Regions from separate parts of the Homo sapiens genome. Here region 1 is linked to region 2. A link is an interaction called in ENCODE POLR2A ChIA-PET data of the cell type or tissue named here. Cell type or tissue: OCI-LY7. All regions are shown on one strand. Each heading gives the region's core, and the rest is flanking DNA. Links, peaks and the distances in the headings are about the cores only.

Region 1 (5,521 bases), core at 522-5,521, 190 kb after region 2:
AATCCCTACCAAATTGCCTGCCGCTGTCAAGCCGCATAACAGACCAATTTTTATTCCACGAGGAGGAGTACCTGGAAATTAGGCAAGTTTGCTTCCAAATTTCATTTTTACCCTCTTTACAAACACACGCTTTAGTTTAGTCTTGGAGTTTAGTTTTGGAGTTAGCCTTGCATATCCCTTCTGTATCCTGTCCCTCCTCCACGCCGACCCGAGAGCAGCTGAGCTGCGCTGGCTCTGGGCAGGGAGTGTGCCTTAATGGGAAGCACACGGGCTTTGGAGTCAGGCACAGGTGCCAGCTCCAGCTTTTGAACTTGGGCAATTGTTTAACCTAACCTGCAAGTTGATTTTGAGGGTTAAATAAAGGCATACATGAAAATGCCTGGCAAATTACCTGACACAGAGCAGACATTCAATACATTTTAGTTTCCTTGTTTCTCTGGTTCCCAGTTTCTCTGGTCATTTTGGTGTAAATCCATTCTAATTAGTATTTAGGGCAGAGCTTCTCTCTCTTTTCTCTTTTTTTCCTTCCACAAACCAGTGTACTCACTGGTCTCCATCTTTAATATGCAAACAAATCACCTGGGATCTTGTGAGAATCCGGATTCCGTCTCAGTAGGGCTCGAGTAGATCCTGAAATCCTACATTTCTATCAAACAATGCCTTGAGGAGCACAGATTTAGACCAAAGTTAGGTCGTTTTCCAGATCTCAGAGCAGACGAGTCCATGGATAAGTCTGTGGCCCAATCCCCTTCCTCTCCTTTTAAGGGTGAAATGACTGCATTTAAAAGAAGTTAAAGAGTTCCTCCTGTCCCCTATAACCACAAGGAAACAAAAAAATATATAAAAACCTCAAAAATGCATTGCCATGATTTTATTATTAGTGTCCAAAATGGGACTCCCAAGTAATAAATGATTTATTCCAGCCACAGCCAAAAAAGACTTTGCCTGGCTAAAAGAGTCTCTCTCTAAGTATGTAATATACAAGAAATACAATTCAAAGAGATGTTCCTATAAGTACATTTTTTACACGGCATATATTTAAAAAGGAGGCCCCTTTTAATATAAAATTCCGGTTATATACCAATATGGTTAATTAGCATTTACACTATAGTTTGAACGTATTTTAAATAGCATGATGTGTATACAATGTCTCCCGCGCCCATTGGCAACCAGGGTCGTGGGAAGCTTGGTGAGGAGTTAACCAGGTCCTGTGGTTTAAGCAGTGGAGCACCCGGGATTCCTGCCCCCCTTTCTGCTCACACAATTGCACTCCATTCTTCCGCCTTCCTTGTTTTCTCCAAAACCACCTGATAGGGGGGATGTCCTGATTTCTGAGGTGTGCTTCTCATCATGACTGCTTCGTTTTGCCCTTCTGATTTCCACGGCACAAGATTATCTACCAAAATCAAAACAGAATGGCCTTACTCTTCTCAGGAAGAGGCTGGTAGGCAGGTGCATTATCAACAGGTCTGTGCCCATGCAGAGTGAGCAGGGAGAGGCTGGGCACTGTGGAATTTTTCTGTCTGAACTCGCTCATGGCCACAGAATGGTCACCCAGCTTATTTAGGTGTAGACAAGTATGACACAGTTCTAGAAAATACTGACTATAAAAATGTCTCTGTGTGTGTGTGTATGTATTTATATGTATATGTATATATTTTTAAAAGGCTCATCTTACTTGTAAACATGGACTGCTCAATCACTATTAAAAAGTCAGTTTAGGCTGGGCGCGGTGGCTCACGCCTGTAATCCCAGAACTTTGGGAGGCTGAGGTGGGTGGATCACTAGGTCAGGAGTTTGAGACCAGCCTGGCCAACATGGTGAAACCCCATCGCTACTAAAAAATACAAAAATTAGCCGGGCATGGTGGCGCTCACCTGTAATCCCAGCTACTCGGGAGGCTGAGGCAGGAGAGAATCGCTTGAACCGGGGAGGTGGAGGCTGCAGTGAGCCGAGATCGCACCACTGCACTCCAGCCTGGGCGATGGAGCAAGACTCCATCTCAAAAAAAAAAAAGTCAGTTTAGGCTGGGCGCAGTGGCTCACACCTGTAATCCCAGCACTTTAGGAGGCTGAGGGGGGTGATCACCTGAGGTCAGGAGTTTGAGACCAGCCTGGCCAACATGGTGAAATCCTGTCTCTACTAAAAATACAAAATTTAGCTGGGCATGGTAGCATGCCTGAAACCCCAGCTACTTGGGAGGCTGAGGCACTAGAATCACTTGAACCTAGGAGGTGGAGGTTGCAGTGAGTGGAGATCACGCCAACACATTCTAGCCTGAGGGACAGAGTGAGACTCTATCATCTCAAAAAAAAAAAAAAAAAAAAAAAAGGGAAGGTCAGTTTATACCCTTGGGCCTGATTTCCTGACTCTTGCTCACAAGATTGGGACTAGTCTCACAAAATACAGAGACTTGTACAGGTTGGCTTGTTCCTGAAACAAAAGCTTCTCATCCTCCCGAATGTAGCAGCTTTCTAAGGCACCAGAAATGATCAAGTCTCTTTTCTTTCACTGCTCTCAGAGCAAAAGTAAATCCCAAGGAGGCAAGCGTGATCCTACGCAGGGAAGTGTCAGTATGTGTTCTGAAAAGATCACTAGTGATGACCCGCGTTCTTAAGGCAGCGGCTCACAGAGCTCCTGTAGCAGACTACTCAGGCAAGCCTATGTTTGTTCGTCACTACAAGAGAGGCGATTTTAACCAAGCTGAGACTCCAAGAGCCTTTTGTGGTCCTAGAAGATTTTAAGGAATGTGAGTAAAGATGTGAATTCTGCACAGAGATTTGCAATAGGCATGACAATTCAGAATAAGGAGACAGAGAGGAAGTTCCCTAGCATCCCTCGCTGAACATTTCTGCCAATTCAGGCATGACTGAGATGGGCCATATTGATAGAGCATCCCAGGAGCATGCATGCCTCTGGTCCTTACATGGTGAGATGGAGAAGCCTGCCTGCTACTGAGACAGTGCCTTAGTGGGAGCACTGCCCCTCATCACCATCTACCTGCAGGCTGGAGGGCAGACTGAGAGGTTGGTGGCTGCCACGACACAGCCCTGCACACAGGGGCTGCTTGACACTCACAAGGGTCTAACACCTGTTCTAGGGACCTTGTTCAGTGACCACTCTCACTGGCAGGAAGTATTTCTTGCGTATAAATAAGAATTCCTGATGCAATTTCAACCAACTTTCACTCATTTGGTCCTTAGGAGGGAGAAGAAACAACTGGCTCATGCCCAGCTTCCTGGCACTGAATGGGCACACAGGCCTCAGGACAAACTTTCTTACTGGTTCTTCAATTAAGCACCTCCCCTTTTCCTTTTTACCCCAAATAAATGATCTGCACAAGGTACCTATTATTTTATACAGGTTCTTTGGCAAGGAACTACCTCCTAGATACTAATATCCACATTACCCCAATTCTGTAACTATAAGAGGTTGCAAGGCTTACTGCGATTACAATTAAGAATCTAATAATATTTTATAGTAGTTACAGACTTTTACCAAAATTAGTGAAACGGAACCTAGTGAGTGTCTGGATGTGGTAAACCCTGACAGAGTAGAATGGTCACATTTGTCCCCACGGTGTCTGACCTAGAGTGCTCTGGATCCTGGAAGCCTCGACTTCAGGTAAATAACCACCGCCTCTTGAGGGTGCAGAAGAACGCCCTTTAAGGCCAGTTGGGGCCATGAGAACCCAAAGGTAAAACAACTGGTTTATAGTTAGGCAGCATGCCAACAGAGGTTTTGAAGTTTATAATTAGTATTTTTAAGAACAACTGCTCTCCGCCACTGAGATATAAACTTCACTTGCCAGCCACGTCTCTGACAACCTGCCTATTGAAAGCCAGAAATGTAAAAGCTCACGCTGCGACCGACCCGCAGAGCCGATGTGGGAAATCACAAAACAACAGCCCCAGCCCTGCATGCAGGGCCCCACCGCAGCTTTGTTTTCTAAGCCAAATGTGCTCACTAGAGGGTTCCACGGATCTGCGGGAGAAAGAAGCCAGACCTGCACTCCATCCTTTTACAATTGGAAGCTCAATGGACACAAAACAATGATCAGGAGAAGTTTCCATAACAAAGCCTAATGGACATTGTTTCAGTGCCCAAGTGGCAGCTCCTCTCTGGCTCTAGGAGCTGATGCTCCAAGTCTTGGCCCAAACACTACTTCCGGCCGGGTGCGGCGGTTCACGCCTGTAATCCTAGCACTTTGGGAGGCCGAGACGAGTGGATCACTTGAGGTCAGGAGTTTGAGACCAGCGTGACCAACATGGTGAAACCCCGTCTCTACTAAAAATACAAAATATTAGTTGGGCATGGTGGCGCACATCTGTAATTGCAGCTACTCGGGAGGCTGAGGCAGGAGAATTGCTTGAACCCAGGAGGCAGAGGCTGCAGCGAGCCGAGATCACACCACTGCACTCCAGCCTGGGTGACAGAGCAAGACTCCGTCTCAAAAACAAAACAAAACAAATCAGTACTTCCATCTCGAAATGATTTCAGGTTGACTATCTGGGATGTTTTGACTGAAGCTCACAAGAGCGGTCTATATGTTACTCCAGATGGGAGCCTGAAGAATCAGCAGTTAAGGAAGCCCCAGCAGGCTCTCAGGAGGGAATCTTGTCTTCAGTTCCAGGTGATGGAAGAAGCCACGCCCAGCACTCAGCCAGCCCCGAGGGCCCTAGCTGTGGGAACAGGCTGAGCAGGTTGCTGGGAAACCCAGCTAAAGGTGCTCGGGCAAGCTCCTGCCCTGCACCTGCTGCCCTCCACAGAGCACACAATTGCTTTTCTTTTCTTTTTGAGATAGAGTCTCACTCTTTCACCTAGGCTGGAGTGCAGTGGCACAATCAGAGCTCACTGCAGCCTCGACCTCCCAGGCTCAGGTGATCCTCCCATCTCAGCGTCCCGAATAGCTGGGACTACAGGCACGTGACACCACACCCGGCTAATTTTTTCTTTTCTTTTTTTTTTTTTTTTTTGGTGGAGATGGGGTTTTGCTGTGTTGCCCAGGCTGGTCTCTAACTCCTGGGCTCAAGCAATCCTCCAGCCTCGGCCTCCCAAAGTGCTGGGATTACAGGTGTGAGCCACCGCACCCGGCCACTTGTTTCTTAATGAGTGTCTGCAACTGCTGGGGAGGTGCGGGTCTGCCGGCCAGAGCTGCAGGTAAGTGAGGGTCAAGCTGGTTCACAGAGTGCAGCAACTCAGCTCAGAGTCCTGAACACACAGCCCAGCCCTCTGAAACCATCCCCTCCAGCACAAGGAAGGCAGCATTCTGCAAACGCATCCATGGGAGCCTCAGGAAAATAAGTTTTAGACAAGTCACGTGTTCCTACCTTCCAGGCAGCAAAGTCAGTGCTACAGAAGCAAAGTAAGGGATCGCAGGCCTCTGGCTGGAGGGAGGCCACCAAGACTCCCTGGATTAGTATTCGGTGACTCTAATGCCATCAGGGTTTAGCTCGACACCTAAAGCCTACTCTGTAGGATTCGAAGCACACAGTACAACAAATATCCTATGGCTTTCCAA
Region 2 (6,258 bases), core at 655-5,654:
AGTGCAGTGGCATGATCTTGGCTTACTGCAGCCTCAACCTCCTGAGCCCAGGCGATCCTCCCACCTCAGCCTCCTGAGTAGCTAGGACCACAGGTGCACGCCACCACACCTGCTTAAGCTGATCCATTCTTGCTGTGCTGGGTCACCCCCAGGTGACACTCAATGTCAATAAGTCGTGTTTTATTCCAACAACTACGCTTTGTTTTTCTGGATTGCTACTACAGCAAATCGTAGATTCCATTTCTTCAGCATATAAATGTGTAACAAGAACAAGTAGCATTCGGGCTCGGTGGCTCACACCTGTAATCCCAGCACTTTGTGAGGCTGAGGCAGGCAGATCACCTGAGGTCAGGAGTTCGAGACCAGCCTGACCAACATGGAGAACCCCTGTTTCTACTTAAAATACAAAATTAGCTGGGTGTGGTGGCACACTTTGGGAGGCTGAGGCGGGTGGATCACTGGAGTCCAGGAGCTCAAGACCAGCCTGGGCAACATAGCAAGACTCCATCTCTAAAAAAAAAATTAAGATTAACCAGGTGTGGTGGCACATACCTGTAGTCCCAGCTACATGGAGGCTGGGGTGAAAGGATCGCCTGAGCCCAGGAGGTCAAGGCTGCAGTGAGTGCACAGCCTGGGCAACGGAATGTGACCTTGTCTCAAAAAAAAAAAAATCACTGCATTATTTTAATAAAAACATGTATCTTATTGGCTGGGTGCAGTGGCTCATGCCTGTAATCCCAGCACTTTGGGAGGCCGAGGTGGGAGGATTGCTTGAGCTCAGGAATTCAAGGCCAGCCTGGTTAATATAGTGAGACATCTATACTACAATTCAAAACAACAATAAAAAAATTAGCTGGGCATGGTGGCACACACCTATAGTCTTAGCTACTCAGAGGGCTGAGGCGGAAGGAATGCTTGAGCCCAGAAGGTCAAGGCTAAAGTGAGCCCTGATGGTGCCATTGCACTTCACAGAGTGAAGAGTGGGTGACAGAGTGAGACCCTGTCTCAAAAAAAAGAAAAAAAAAAAAAAGATAGCTAGGAGACCAGCCCGGCCAACAACATGGTGAAACCCTGTCTCTAGGAAAATACAAAAATTAGCCGGGCATTGCGGCGGGTGCCTGTAATCCCAGCTACTCCGGAGGCTGAGGCAGGAGAATCGCTTGAACCGAGGAGAGGGAGGTTGTGGTGAGCCGAGATTGTGCCATTGCACTCCAGCCTGGGCAACAAAAGCAAAACTCCAATCTTAAAAAAAAGAAAAAAGATAGGTAGATAGATGTATCTGCAAATGATTCCTAGGAGCAGCCCAGGCCTAGAGAGTGAAACCACTCATAGTGACTCACATCAACAGGCCCTTTTGTCAGCGGGCATTTCCGTAATTAGAACTTGTGACCAACACATCCAACCACGAGGATATATCACAAGTACTTGTCTCCAGCGCTGGTTTCTTAGCAAAAAAACAACTTGTTAAATGTCAGGGCTTTGTGTTTTTGCCTTTGGGCTTTTGCCATGCCTGGTTATTGGGCACCTTCTGGTAATAAACAGTTGAAAGGAGCTGTTCCCATGTCTTATTTAATTCTCTCATTAAGCCTGTGGGCCAGAGGTTCTTATTGTTCATACCCCTGGATAAACACACTGAGTCCCAGGGAGGTAAAGTGCCTTGGCTGAGGGCCACCCAGGAGCTGGTGGTGCCTCAGCTGAACCCAAGTCCACAGACCGTGGAGTTCGCGCCCTCTCACTGTGGCACACGGGCCTGAGCCTCAGGAACACTGCAAAGTAGGTTGGCTTCCCCCTTACGGAGCCCCTATCCGGGACAGCCTCAATCCCTCAGGGCCCCTCTCGGTGCCTGCTTGGCTGACTGGGCAGCCCAGAGAGAACAGTGACCCAGAAAAGCAAGAGGAGAGTTTCCAGGAGGACAGAACACTGGTGCTATCAGGTGCCAGGAGCAGCGTGTGCCACGTGTGACCCTGCTCTGCTGTGGCTTTTTGGTACGTGCTGTGCCCTCAGCCTGGGCTGCCGTGGACTGGCCGTCCCTACCCCTCCAAGACTTAGCCCAAAATCTTACTTTTTTTTTTTTTCGAGATAGTTTCTCACTTGGTCCACCAGGCTGGAATGCAGTGGCACAATCTTGGCTCACTGCAACCTCCATCTCCCGGGCTCAAGCGATTCTCCTGCCTCAGGCTCCCAAGTAGCTGGGATTATAGGTGCCCGCCAGCATGCCTGGCTAATTTTTGTATTTTTAGTACAGATGGGGTTTTGTTACGTTGGCCAGGCTGGTCTCGAACTCCTAACCTCAGGTGATCCACCCGCCTCGGCCTCCCAAAGTGCTGGGATTACAGGAATGAGCCACTGCATCTGGTTTCCAAAATATTACTCTTTTCCCCAGAATGGAAATACAATTATTATTCAAAATATAAGAGTAATCTTAAAAAAATGTTTTAAAACGTTTTATATATACATGTAAAATTTATATGCACATTATATATATCAAATGTGTGAATATGTATTTTTGTGTTTATAAACACTTAAACTATGTAAATTTATATATAAAACTATAACATATGAACATGATATTATACTATGTATATGTTTGGTAACCCTCATTTTCACTCACTACAAAATAAATGTATTTTATATAGTAAGTATAGATTTACATAATTTTTTCAAGGTAAATAGTTAAAAAAAATAAAGCTAGTAAATGCTCATTGCAAAATAAATATTGCTAAAAAATATCAAGAAGAAAGTAAAACAGCACAAAAAGCCCTCCTTCTAACATTATTAACATTTGGCAAACATCCTTTTTTTTTTTTTTTTTTTTTTTGAGACGGATTCTCACTTTGTTGCCCAGGCTGGAGCGCACTGGGGAGATCTCAACTCACTGCAACCTCTGTCTCCCAGGCTCAGGTGATTCTCCTGCCTCAGCCTCCCCAGTAGCTGGGATTACAGGCACCCACCACCACATCCCAGCTAATTTTTTTTTTATATATATTTTAGTAGAGACGGGTTTCACCATGTTGGCCAGGCTGGTCTCCAACTCCTGACCTCAAATGATCCACCCACCTTGGCCTCCCAAAGTGTTGGGATTACAGGCGTGAGCCACCATGCCCGGCCCAAACATCCTTTTTTACACACATATACACCCATATTTTTATATAAATAGCTTCAAATTATATATACACTGCTTGGGACTTTTTAAAACATTTCAGCAAGATCTTGGGGACATCCTTCCATGATAATACGCATAGCATGAGATTGTTCTTTTTAATGACTACATAATATTTTATTGTGAGAGCATAACTTTATTGAACTTATGTATAAACACTAGTGGTGAGCATCCATCTTTCAGCTTTTCAGAATTAAAAACAACACTGTGATGAGCCATCCTTATACATGGATTCTTTCTGGAATAAGAAATAAATGGACTGAAAAATTAGAATGTACAATTCTAGAGGTCCCACGTTGTCAAATTATGTTGAAAAATGTGCACCACGAAAAAGTCTAAAAGTTCAGCCAAGATTCACATGGGTCATTTCTGGGCAAAAGGACCAGGCATGGTTTTGTTGTTCTTCCTATTCTTCTGTCCTCCTCAGCTTTTCTATTCTAAGTGTGTCCTTCGTTACGCTGATGCAAGTTGGCATTTTTACATTGCACAAGAATATATGGTTTTAATCCACGCAAGTGTCATCTCTGACGACGCTCTCTTTTCAGTTCCTCCTGCACCACACTTGCTCTCATCATCTGCTACAGGGGAGGGACCTGCTAGCCCCGTGCCTAAGTTAGCACCAGCAGGAACCCACAGGTGTTCAGTGGGGAGTTGCTGACTGCCTTGGAGAAGTGTATTTGAGACAAGCTGTTAATGGCTCACGGTCCTAGGGTAACCCCCTCGGCTGGCACCTGCATTTAGCACAGCAGTGAGCCAAGCAGTTTCCAGCTTTTGGGAAAAAAGCCTTGAGGGGTCCCTAAGGGCAAGAAGGCCTTTCCTGGCTCAGTCCAATCAGACACCTGCTGCGGCTGTGCTTCTTCTGGCCACAGGTCCCTGTCTTTGTTGGTTCCCTGCACTGACCTGGCCAAAAGGAAGCTGCTTGCTTCTGGGCAGCGGCTGTTCCCTCCCCCAGAAAGTCTAAAAGGACACAGAGGACGTCTTCAGTATTTCTGTATAGGTCACAAGTGAAGTGGGTCGCTGTCGCTGTTTTACGTTTGGTTGGTGCTGAGACACTTCCTCTTTCATATTTGTCTTATTCAGACCATCTCCTCCATCCCCCTTGGAGTCTGAAAAAGGCGAAATTGAAAGAAAAACTGAAAATTTCAAACCGAGCTACAGTGCAGGAGACCATGCTGTCATCCTGAAGCAGAGGCTGGGGACATCACCAAGAGGATCACAGCATCCTCCAGGGTTCAACTGAGGCCACTGACCCAGCCTTTTTCTTTTATTTTCTTTCTTTCTTCTTCTTTTTTTAAATAGAAATCAGAGTCTTGCTAGGTTGCCCAGGCTGATCTCAAACTCCTGAGCTCAAACAATCCTCCCACCTCAGCCTTCTAAAGTGCTAGGATTACAGGCTTGAGTCACTATACCCAGCCTGACCAGGGACTTTCTTCCTCCCCTCATTCGAACTTTCTTAGCTCCCACTCAAGTCTTCCTAAATGCTATGTGGTATTCTTGGGACTCCTAATTCCTAATTTTTCAGGAAGTGAAATGATATTCTTAAGGTAAAAACCAAAATCTGCTTTTGCTCAATTCTTTGACTTTACTGTATTTATATGCCATATGTATATATATATAGAGAGAAAGAGTGCATATAGATATACACACACATATGTACACACACACACACACAATCAGATTGTGGTAGCTTTTGGAAACTCTCTGAGGCACAGAAAATAAGTTGCCTGACAAGACATCAAAGAATTGCAAAAGAGACCACAGCCCCAAAGGCCTTACTGACTGCTTTGCGATTTGTAGCATGACTGCTGATAAGCATCTATTTGCTTCAGTAAATAGAGATGAAGTAGAATCATAACATTTGTTCCGGGAAAGAGTAACTAAAGTGGGAAATCATAAACAACAAAGCATAAAAAAATCTTAACCTAGTGGACTAAAAGATTTCTTGCTTTTTTCATTTCTGCTAATGGCCTCTCTCCCTTGGCACTGCCAGAACTGGTCCATTAAAGGTGAATCGAGCCTCAGTTTGCAGGCAGGACGTGGTCCAAAAGATCATTTGTAAGTTGGTTGTTTGGACCAAAGAATGTGTTTCCCCCTAGAAACCATTTTTCTCAGGGTGACTGGGTTCTCAGTTTTGCTTGTACAGTGCCGTTCAACTTCCACTGAAGCTGAGCTCTGGGTCTTTGAGGGCAGGTTCTCTGCAGTGCAGGAGGGAGAAAACAGGTCACCTGCTGCTGCTTTGCATAGAGCCCTGGCTCTGAGCACAATTTAAGCATAAATTGTTTTCTTTTCTACTTTCCCAACTCCCTTTTGGCATCCAGGTCCAGGGCCCTAGTCCCTGGATTGCAGCATCCTTTCCTAATGTGCTTTACCCACCTCTGGGCTGCTTGCCTGCTGAGGGGGGTCTGTGACCCCAAATTACCCACTTACTCCTGCTTCCTGACCAATCAGACTTCCATTTCCTCAGGGCAGTTGATATCAGCTAAGGGCCAGGGGAAAAGCAAAAGGAGCAGATATGAATTCACACTAGTAGGTGAATCATGGAGAACCTCTTAACCCTCTTAATGTCTTCTCGTGTTAAAACGAATTGGTTGTGAGACTTGAGAGTCCTTGTGGCAGTATGGGTTAGGGATGAACACGGTGGCTAAGGATTCAGAATTCACACACACATTAGTGGGACTCTTAGGCTCTTCACTGCACCTGCTTCCAGAACACTGGCAGTCAGTTAGGAAACGATCCTACTCTGGAAAAAAATGGGATGGTCACAGAGAAGAAACTTTCAGGTTCAGACACTGGGAGACTCCCCTCAGTGAATAAGCTGATTATCTGCCAGATCGCCTCTGAGAATAAGCCACATTCATGCACACAGAACCCCCCACCAGTTTTTTGTGCATCATAATGAAATCTTAACAGCCAAAGATTACCAGATGTTGATGGAAAGTTCTAACATGAAACAAAAAGACCAAACAGAGGAAACAACAGAACAAATCTTCAAAAGTAGTATAGTTACTATCTATAGAGAAATACGAAAAGACATTTTATCCATGAAATGAGAGGGTGTATTTTAGACTGTTTGGGATGCTATAAGAAAATATGATAAA

What was found. Peaks named below come from ENCODE experiments on the same cell type or tissue, not always from the same donor. Only the 100,000 strongest peaks of a DNase experiment are listed, where the experiment ranks them.
Region 1: POLR2A ChIA-PET joins it to region 2 with 6 read pairs; 16 of 35 experiments call an interaction of 5 or more read pairs at or near these places.

Annotation. Positions count from the first base shown.
Region 1 is chr17:68,420,425-68,425,945 of GRCh38, forward strand. WIPI1 (WD repeat domain, phosphoinositide interacting 1) reads right to left here. Exons shown (of 13, transcript NM_017983.7): 13 at 857-1,396. The coding sequence ends at 1,349. MIR635 (microRNA 635) reads right to left here and starts at 4,124; the gene lies at 4,027-4,124. ARSG (arylsulfatase G) reads left to right here. Exons shown (of 12, transcript NM_001267727.2): 12 at 1-390. The coding sequence ends at 39. It also overlaps a transcript of PRKAR1A not described here. In OCI-LY7, for the core only: no CTCF peak of the experiment used is centred there; no DNase peak of the experiment used is centred there.
Region 2 is chr17:68,233,772-68,240,029 of GRCh38, forward strand. It overlaps a transcript of AMZ2 not described here. Among named protein-coding and RNA genes, the nearest start is that of AMZ2, 11 kb to the right of the region's middle. RefSeq lists enhancers at 1,877-1,936, 4,367-4,616 and a silencer at 5,276-5,345. In OCI-LY7, for the core only: a CTCF peak has its summit at 4,173; DNase peaks (open chromatin) are centred at 1,370, 3,740, 4,240, 5,330 and 1 weaker place; H3K4me3 peaks cover 3,785 bases; H3K27ac peaks cover 5,000 bases.